Linked DNA regions of Homo sapiens: region 1 is linked to region 2. The links are chromatin loops, found by intact Hi-C in ENCODE. Cell type or tissue: endothelial cell of umbilical vein. All regions are shown on one strand. Region 1 has its middle 12 kb from the start of SLC38A9. Region 2 overlaps IL31RA (interleukin 31 receptor A).

What was found. A loop is a pair of places that touch in the nucleus more often than their neighbours do. Peaks named below come from ENCODE experiments on the same cell type or tissue, not always from the same donor. Only the 100,000 strongest peaks of a DNase experiment are listed, where the experiment ranks them.
Region 1: a loop joins it to region 2, with 12 times the contacts of the local background. A loop is called at or near these places in 3 of 110 quality-filtered maps.

What each region holds. Positions count from the first base shown.
Region 1 is chr5:55,721,882-55,726,881 of GRCh38, forward strand. No RefSeq gene overlaps it. Among named protein-coding and RNA genes, the nearest start is that of SLC38A9, 12 kb to the left of the region's middle. In endothelial cell of umbilical vein, no CTCF peak of the experiment used is centred here; a DNase peak (open chromatin) is centred at 2,620; H3K27ac peaks cover 437 bases.
Region 2 is chr5:55,866,972-55,871,971 of GRCh38, forward strand. IL31RA (interleukin 31 receptor A) reads left to right here. Exons shown (of 15, transcript NM_139017.7): 3 at 1,820-1,937. Among named protein-coding and RNA genes, the nearest start is that of IL31RA, 18 kb to the left of the region's middle. In endothelial cell of umbilical vein, no CTCF peak of the experiment used is centred here; a DNase peak (open chromatin) is centred at 2,040; H3K27ac peaks cover 1,921 bases.

The sequences.
Region 1 (5,000 bases), 150 kb before region 2:
ACCACCTCCCGCGTTCAAGCGATTCTGCTGTCTCAGCCTCCCGAGGAGCTGTGATTACAGTCGCCTGCCACCATGCCCAGCTAATTTTTGTAGTTTTAGTACAGACAGGGTTTCACCATGTTGGCCAGGCTGGTCTCGAACTCCTGACCTTAGATGATCCACCCGCCTCCGCCTCCCGAAGTGCTGGGATTACAGGTGTGAGCCACCACGCCCAGCCAAACACACCCCATTTTCAAGAGGAAAGACAACTAACAGAGAGACCAGTTCTAAGATGCCCAGATGTTTGAATTAGTAGACAGAGATTTTAAAGTAGCTATTAAACTAAGTCAAGGATGTGAAGGGAAATAAGATCACAATGATGAAAAAGTAGGAAATATTAGCAGAGAACTAAAAACCAGACATATATAAAGTACAAAACATCCCTGAAAATTTTAATATCTGAAATTAAAAATTCACCTTTTTACTGCATAGGCTTAACAGCAGAATGGAAGTGCCAGAAAAGAGTCAGTAAACTTGCAGATAAATCAACAGAAATTGTATAATCTGAACAACAGAGAAGTAAATGTTTGAAAAAAATAGCCTCAGGGACCCTTTTGATATGGGACAATATCAAAAGTTCTAACATAAATGAAATTATTTTCCTAGAAAATGAGGAGAGAGAGAATATTTGAAGAAATAAAAGGTGGGAAATTCCCCTAATGTTGTGAAAAATAAAACATCAGATTCAAGAAGGTTAATGAAACACAATAAGATTAATTTGGGGGACAGCTGGGGCCTGTGGCTCGTGCATGTAATCCCAGCACTTTGGGAGGCTGAGGTGGGTGGATCAGCTGAGGTCAGGAGTTCGAAACCAACCTGGCCAACATGGTGAAACCCTATACAACCTAATACAAAAAATTAGCTGGGCATGATGGCACATGTCTGTAATCCCAGCTACTCAGGAGGCTGAGACAGGAGAATCACCTGAACCCAGGAGGCAGTGGTTGCAGTGAGCCAAGATTGCACCACTGCACTACATCCTGGGTGACAGAGTGAGACTCTGTCTCAAAAAAATAAATAAATAAAAATAAAATCTGGAAAATTCCCCTAATGTTGTGAAAAATAAAACTTCAGATTCAAGAAGATTAATGAAACACAGTAAGTTTAATTGGGGGGACAGTGGGGCCCTGTGGTTCACACCTGTAATCCCAGCACTTTGGGAGGCCGAGGTGGGTGGATTACTTGAGGCCAGAGGCTCGAGACCAGGCTGGCCAACATGGTGAAACCCCATCTCTACTAAAAATACAAAAATTAACCAGGCCTGGTGGTGCACACCTGTGGTCCCAGCTACTTGGGAGGCTGAGGCAGGAGAATTGCTTGAACCCGGGAGGCAGAGGTTGCAGTGAGCCAAGATTGCACCACTGCATTCCAGCCTGAGCGACAGAGCAAGACTCTTCCTCAAAAAATAAAATAAAATAAAAAAGATTAACAAAGGGAAAAATTTGAGTGCCACACTTTTTCTCCACTCATTTCCTTCCTCTAACAAAATCTACCTGTTTAATGGTACTTTTTGTCTAACTAAGCAGGCATAGAGTTTTTTTTTTACAATATTTGTTTATTTAGCAATATAGGTTGTAAAAATACAAAGGTATAAAATATAAGTTGTAAAAAACTTTATGCCTGCTTGTTAAGAGAAAAATTCATATTTATTTAGCAATAAATATAAGTTATAAAAAACTCTGTGTGTTGTAAAAAACTCCGTGCCTGCTTAGTTGGACAAAACTCAGTCCCCAAGTCTGCCCCCCACCTCACCACACCAGTTTGAGTTGATTTAGACACCCTAATCTACTAGAAGTGAATAGGAATGACATGGTCTCTTCCAAGAAGGAACTTATATTCAAGTCAAGGAGAAAAACAATAATAATAACAATTAAAAGTAAACATTTTATTTAATAAATAGATGTTATGGTAAGTTCTGTTACATAAATAAACTGGGTGCCATTGTACAGTATAATGCTTTGAGGGTACTACTTTAAATCAAAAAGTCAGAAAAGGATACTGGAGTAGTTTAGATGAGAGATGATAACCACCAAACTACATTAGTGACAGTGGAGAACAGATAAATGAGCATTCAACGTATAAGATATTAGGATATTCAAGATATCCGAGGTAGAATTGACAGATTTTACTACCTGAATGTGGGGAGTGGTGGATATTGAGGAGTAAAGAATAGGATTCCCAGGTTTGGGAGTTGCACAAGTCTGTGAATGGTAGTGTCCTTCATTGAGATTGAGAATAAAGAGGGAAAACAGATTGGGAGGAGAGGTTGAGAGGATGAATTCAGCACTGGAAACGCTGAGTGAAGAGTAGCTGTAAAACATCTGACTGTAGGTATCTAGTGGGCTGCTGGGTGGCCAGATGTGGAACTCTACATTTGAGAGTTATCAACATGCAAGGGGTCATTGTAGCTTTCTTTAGGGAACGGAGATAGCTACTCTTATTTGCCCAGTAAAAATTTCCCTTTCTTCTGATAGTAGACCCTGCTCCCTTGGTCTTACCCAGGCCTCGTCATTCTACGTCATCCTCCCATATGGGGAACATGACTCAAAAGGCAAATCAGAGTCTTTCCCTAGAATTGGTGTCTAGACAGGAAGAGAAAGAAACTCTCTTCCTGGAGTTGCTTATTTGTTCACCAGATGGCTAAACTAGATGAATTTGATTCTGGGGCTGACGGTAGTCATCATTTTCCCTGCAGCATAAAGAGAGCCTGTCTTTAGAACAAAGACATCTCTGCTTGATGCATGGAGTTAGAGTGCCTAGACTAGTGGCACTAAGTCTAGGACTGATGTCTGGGTTCCTACAACTCTGATCTTCATTCTGTATTCTTCTCAGATAAATCTCCTTCACTGTTTTGTTTGTTTGTTTTGTTTTGTTATTTTTAAAGTGAGTTGAATAAGGTTTGTTACTGTTTGGGAGAAACTCTCAATGCATGTTTTTCCTCTGCTCTCATACTACCATGACAACAGTCATCAACACAGAAAAAGTCTTCTGTGACCAAGCGTGTTTCTTGGGTTTCTCCCCACCACCAAGCAAGCAATGAATTTTGCAGCGGACACCAACTGGGAGTCCTCCAATCAATTCTGATACTGGAGATAGCAACAGATTCCACAGGTTGAGGACTCAGTGCCCAAGATTGCCGCCAACCTCACAACACCAGTTGCAAGTCCAGGCCTCTGGAACTTCTGGTGGACAAGCTTCAAGTTGGGGTTCCCATGACCCCCTCTCTGGGTTCAGTTAATTTGCTGGAGTGGCTCACAGAACTCAAAGAAACACTTAATTATATGTACTGTTTTGTCATGAAGGATATTACGAAGGATATGAATGAAGACATGTATAGGGCGAGGTATGGGGGAAGGGGCATGAAGCTTCATGCACCCCCTTGGGTGCACCACCCTCCAGGAACCTCTACATGTGCAGGTATCCAGGAGCTCTCTGATCCCTGTCATTTTGGGTTTTTATGGAGGCTTCATTGCATAGGCATGATTGACAACTGTGTAGAAATGTGATTGGACAAAAAAAATTTGATTTAAACCCGGCAAGGCTTGTCTTTTCAGATTTTTCTTAGCCTCTCTGTATTGTATTCCTTCCTCTAAGGTGTGGGGCAGGGTGCTTTCTGGAATAAGGGTGTGTTGACCCACAATCAGATTACAGTCTTGGCTTGGGCAGGTAAAAGGAGGACAGGAGAAAGAAGGAGAGAGAGTCTATTTCCTAAGGCCTTAAGTGCCCCAACATTGTAACAAGGACTATGGGAGATAGGGGTCAGGAACCATGGACAAAAAACCAGTATATATCATAACATCATAGCCACTAAAACTTTGTTTTTGTTTGTTTGAGACAGGGTCTCACTCTATCGCCCAGGCTGGAGTGCAGTGGCACGATCACAGCTCACTGCAGCCTCTACCTCCCAGGCTCAAGAGATCCTCCCTACTCAGCTTCCTGAGTAGCTGGGACTACAGACGTGCACCACCACAGCTGCCTGATTTTTAAATTTTTTGTGGAGACGAGGTCTCCCTATGTTGCTTAGGCTGGTCTCCAACTCCTAGCCTCAAGTGACCCTCTCATCTCAGCCTACAAAAGTGCTGGGATTACTGGCACGTGCCATTGTAGCCAGAGGCCCTAAAACATTTTTGATTAATACACTCGTGCACTGTGAGAGAAGATAAAATCACTCAAGACAAAGAAAGTATGGGGCCAGGAATTGACAACAAATTCCAAGCAACCCCAACATTTAAGGACTAGGTAGAGACTCCCTGTATCTATCACTTATAGATGTTGCCTTATCTGTGTTATCACAGATATCACTCATCTGTGTTGCCCAGGCTGGCCTCAAACTCCTGAGCTCGAGGATCCTCCTGCCTTCGGCTCCTAAGTAACTGAGACTAGAGGTGTGTACCACTGTGCCTGGCAACTCAGTATGTATTTCTAAAAGATAAAGACTCTTTTAAGGCCGGGTGCAGTGGCTCATGCCTATAATCCCAGCACTTTGGGAGGCTGAGGCAGATAGATCCCTTGAGTCCAGGAGTTCAAGAAGAGTCAGGGCAACATGGGGAAACCCTGTTTCTACAAAAAAATACAAAAACTAGCTGGGCATGATGGTGTACACCTGTAGTCCCAGCTACTTGAGAGGATGAGATGGGAGGATCACCTGAGCCCAGGGAGTTTGGGGCTGCAGTGAGATTGCACTACTGCATTCCAGCCTGGGTGACAGAGTGAGACCCTGTCTCAAAACAACATCAAAAGACTCATCTAAAAATTATAACCACAATATAATTATCATATCTAAAACATTAATATTTACTTAGTATCATTTAGTATCATGAGTTTACAAATTCTTGAATTGTATTGTAATTTAATTCAGTTGGTTTGAGTCAGGATCCAAACAAGATCCACACATTGCAATTAGTTATGTTTCTTACATCCCCTTTAGTCTCTAAGTTAACCACCTCTTTTTTCCTTTTTTA
Region 2 (5,000 bases):
TTCTTAAGACTATGATCTTTCCAGAGGCTCAACAAAGAAGTTAGTATAAGCCTCAGAGCTGAACATGGCCCTTAGTCTAAAATTGCTCTTAGTTCTTAGTTGTGCATGTGTGTTTGTGTGTGTGTGTTTGTGTGTGTGTGCATGTGTGTGTTTGTGTGTGTGTGCATGTGTGTGTGCATGTGTGTTTGTGTGTGTGCATGTGTGTGTGCATGTGTGTTTGTGTGTGTTTGTGTGTGTGCGCATGTGTGTTTGTGTGTGTGTTTGTGTGTGTGTTTGTGTGTGCGTGTGTTTGTGTGCGTGTGTGTGCATGTGTGTGTGCATGTGTGTGTGTGCGTGTGTGTGTGTGCGTGTGTGTGTGTGTGTGTATGTTTAGGATCAACCCCTTGGTCATCTAGTGAAGTCTATGGGCTGATTCTCAAAACAATGTTTGTAAATGCACAAATAAAATAAATAGCATTACAAAGATACCAAAATATACTGAAATGAAATCATCAAAATATTAATGAAATCATCAAAATATTAAAGAAACAAATTTGTGATCTGGTAATATGTGGTCTTCTTTATTAACACATTAAATAAGAAGACCTAATAATTGCCTTAATTTAGGTCTAATATTAATAATTACCTTAATTCAGAAATAGTGATAATAGTATTTCATATTTGTATTAGTCCATTTTCACGCTGCTGATAAAGACATACGCGAGACTGGGAAGAAAAAGAGGTTTAATTAGACTTACAGTTCCAATGGCTGGGGAGGCCTCAGAATCATGGTGGGAGGCAAAAGGCACTTCCTACATGGCTGCAGCAAGAGAAAATGAGAAAGAAGTAAAAGCGCAAACCCCTGATAAACCCGTCAGATCTCGTGGGTTATTTACTTATTTACTATCATGAGAATAGCACAGGAAAAACCAGCTTCCATGATTCAATTACCTCCCCCTGGGTCCTCCCACAACACATGGGAATTCTGGGAGATACAATTCAAGTTAAGATTTGGGTGGGGGCACAACCAAACCATATAAATATTTTAAGGTACCTGCAGCAACGAAAATATAATATGAAAATATTTGTGATTTATAATGGTGACAAAGTCACAGGCAATGATGCTATTACTGTAGTTTGTTGATTACACTTATGATGGAAGGAAATCCTAAATTTCAACAGTAGGTTAGTGAAAATTAAAGATGTAAATTTTCCCCATTTAAGTTCATGGACCCCTGAATTCTACCCATGGACCCCTTAAAGATCTAGGTCCCTGTTCTAGATGGTAGTATCTGGTTTCCCTATGAAAGTGTGGATGCTATGGGGTGGGGAGCTCTCAGGAGCAAGATTTCTAAGATATGAAGATACAGTTGAAGATATTTCATAAATTTCTCTATTGTACAATCTTCTGGAAAAGAAAATTGTTGATACATATGGTTGAAGTGTGGCATGGTTGTATTCTTGCTTATGCCCACATCATCTGTTACCCATGAATTATCCAGAGTGATTCTACCATTTGATGCTTTACTGAGTATATCACAAATACTTTGTATGTATTTCTTGGTGTTTTAAAAATGCTTGCTGCTCAAATGTTACATTTAAGTAAGAATGTAAAAAGGGATTTCTTAAAAAGTAGAAATCTAGCTCTTGAAAGGGAATAATTAAAGAGATGAAGTTAGATTCTTTCCATTGAACCTGATTGCTAGGTTACACCTAGCAACTAACCAAAAAAATCTAGCTTTTGATCAGCATATTTTCCATTAAAAATGTTCAATGCTGGCAATATTTATTGTGTACTGAAATTTTTGTGTTTGTGTGTGTGTGTGTTTAATTTATTTAGCTCTGCCAGCTAAGCCTGAGAACATTTCCTGTGTCTACTACTATAGGAAAAATTTAACCTGCACTTGGAGTCCAGGAAAGGAAACCAGTTATACCCAGTACACAGTTAAGAGAACTTAGTAAGTACAGGAGCTTGTGTTTTATCAGTCAGGGCATGGGGGAGGCAGAGGCTTCTGATTCATTCATGATTCACATCCCATATGAAGCAAAAAGTTTCCTCAATGACAGCTTCTGGGTGATTACTGTGTGCAGCCAGTGGCTTGTGGACGGGATCTGGAGCTGCAGAGGGAGGGGAGGCATAGCCAGTGTTGACCTCCTCCTGGATTCCCCATTGGCTGAGATGAGTCACCAGTTATAAGCACAGTGGAAAAATCTGTTTATTTACTACACTCAACTATACCCTGCCTCTTTCCAGAATGTGTTATATAAAACTGTTCATTCTTTCTGGATCCAGATATAGTAAGTAAGGTTGTAAACCCAGAACTAACAGGCAATTGACCATGGTCTGCCACTAATTTGCTGTGTGACCTCTGTCAAACACTATTCCACAGGACAATGATTCCCCAATTTTTTTTACTACCTCAAGCATCCCTCTTTATTCCAATTCTGTAGAATGAAAATTTTATAATTTTTAATTATTATTCTAGCCAAAAGCTAGATGTTTTAAGTAAATATTTGCAGGTTAAAAAAAAACTTTTTTTTGAGACAGAATCTCACTCTGTCCCCCAGGCTGGAGTGCAGTGGTGTGATCTCAGCTCACTACAACCTCCATCTCCCAGGTTCAAGCGATTCTCCTGCCTCAGCCTCCCAAGTAGCTGGAATTATGGGTGCACACCACCATACCTGGCCAACTTTTGTATTTTTAGTAGAGACAGGGTTTCACCATGTTGGCCAGGCTGGTCTCGAACTCCGGACTTCAAGTGATCCGCCCACCTCAGCTCCCAAAAGTGCTGGGATTACAGGCATGAGCCACCGTGCCTGTCCTTTTTAACAAAAATTTTTAACATAGCTCATTACTTCCTTCTTGTGAATAATGAATAAGGGGGCCCATGTTGGGAAGCATTGTAAGATGACCTTTAGTCTTTTTCATTTCAAAACAGTCTGTGATTCCAAATTCTTTATTTTTAAGCTAAATCTCACATTGCAAGGGAAGTCCACTTTATGTTTTCAGTGGAAGAAATGAAAAAAACAAGCAGTATTCTCAGCAGCACTGATATAGCTACGAGAACCTATGTCAGAGAGATGCTTTAAAACAGGAGTCAGCAAATTTCTCTTCTAAAGGGCCAGATGGTAAATATAGTAATATTAAGAAGGAGATCGGTCTCTGTCAGAACTTTTCAACACTACTGTTATAGCACTCATACAGCTATAGGCAATATATAAACCAATGGGTGCGGCTGCTTTCCAACGAAACTTTATCCATGGACACTGAAATGTGAATATTATATAATTTTCACACGCCCCAAAGTATTTTTGTTCGTTTTATTTATTTTTCAACCATTAACAGCATGTAAATAGTCTTAAGCCTACAGGCTGTGCAAGATCAAGAGATGGGCTATATTTGACCTACAGGCTGTCGTTTGCTTATCCCTGTTTTAGAAAATAAGCATGATAAAGGCCCAATAACCCATGATCCAAATGACTTTTCTTCCAGATTTGTCAGTTCTAGTCCCAGTGTTGAATATCAATTGCTAGTAGAATGAGAATCTGGGCACCTTTATAGGTTTACTGCTATTTTTCTGTCTTATAGAGACATTTCCCCTCTTCCTCCATCTTTCCCTTTGGGTTGTTATTATTATCACCAGTTGGACATGGAGAAATAGAAAACACCTGGGAATCCCCAGGCCTATACCCAGCTCCCCTTGATGGCCTCAGGCCAGCTAGGCTGTCTAGAACTCCTAGGCCACTTGCATTTTTGTGAATTTATCACCAAGAGGATCTCTTCCAAGCAAAGTGGAAGGGTTTCCCTGTGGATGGCCTACCTGGGAGCACTTTTCAGTAGGTCATGGAATAAGCCAAAAACCTTCTGATGTCCAGAAACAATAGGAAAGAATTTTTCCTGGGGAGTTGGGGATGCCTTCATGGAGATAATGATTTTTGAACTGAGGCTGAAAGGAGGTCTAGAGGTGTGGAAAAGGAGAGAAAGTTTATTTCTCAAAGGTCACAGCATGAATAAATGCAGAAATATTCAACTACAATTATAGTAATAACAGCTCACATTTATTGACTCTGTGCTGGACATTTTAAAAGTGCCTTATGTGTATTAGCTCATTTCATCCTCATAACCCTATGCTACAGATATATTACTGTCTTCATTTTACAGATGAGAAAACTAAGGCACAGAGAGGTTAAAGAACTTGCCCAAGTCACACAGTTAATAGGGGCAAAGCCACGATTCAAACCTGGTCTGATTCTAGAACCTGTGCTTATAACCACGACACATTGCCCTGGAGGCCATTTTTGTGCTGTAAAATAACCATCAACCACTCTTGAGGTCCTTTCTAGTTTCAAAATTCCATGATTCTATGTGTCTATGTCTCCCTGTATGTATTCCATGTGTATATGTCTTCCCACACACCAGCAAACACTGGTACCTTGCAAGGTGGGCCTTCTTTTCTGTTCTCAGCCTGCTTTATCTCCTCCACAACCCCCAGAACCATGTGGACTATAGCTAGAACCACCCATCTGATTCCCACTAATATGTGTATTTGTTTTCATTAAGTTACAGCTTGGTAGTATATATCTAATCTATCATCTATCTATCTGTTTTAAAGATTTTTCTGAAAACAATATATACCAATGTTCAAAAATTCAACCTGAAAAATTATAAAGAATGTAAAAAGTTACCCAGAATCCCACTGCCAAGGGTAACAGCTTGAACATTTTGATGATCTCTCTAGATATCTCCACAAAGTTATGTAAATATCTTTATGTTTATGTAACTGTGATCATTCTATACATGATATGCATCCTACTTTTTTTCACCAGCAGTAGATGCATCTTTCCATATCAATAAATACAGTATGTTAAAAACCATCACTTACATTCTATTTATGTATCTACCATAATGTATTTAACAAATCCTTACATATATGAATATATTTTTACATATATATGTAAAAGAATAAATTTTTAAGGCTAGAATCTGGAGTTTTCAGGGACCTACTCATGATTTCTTGCAA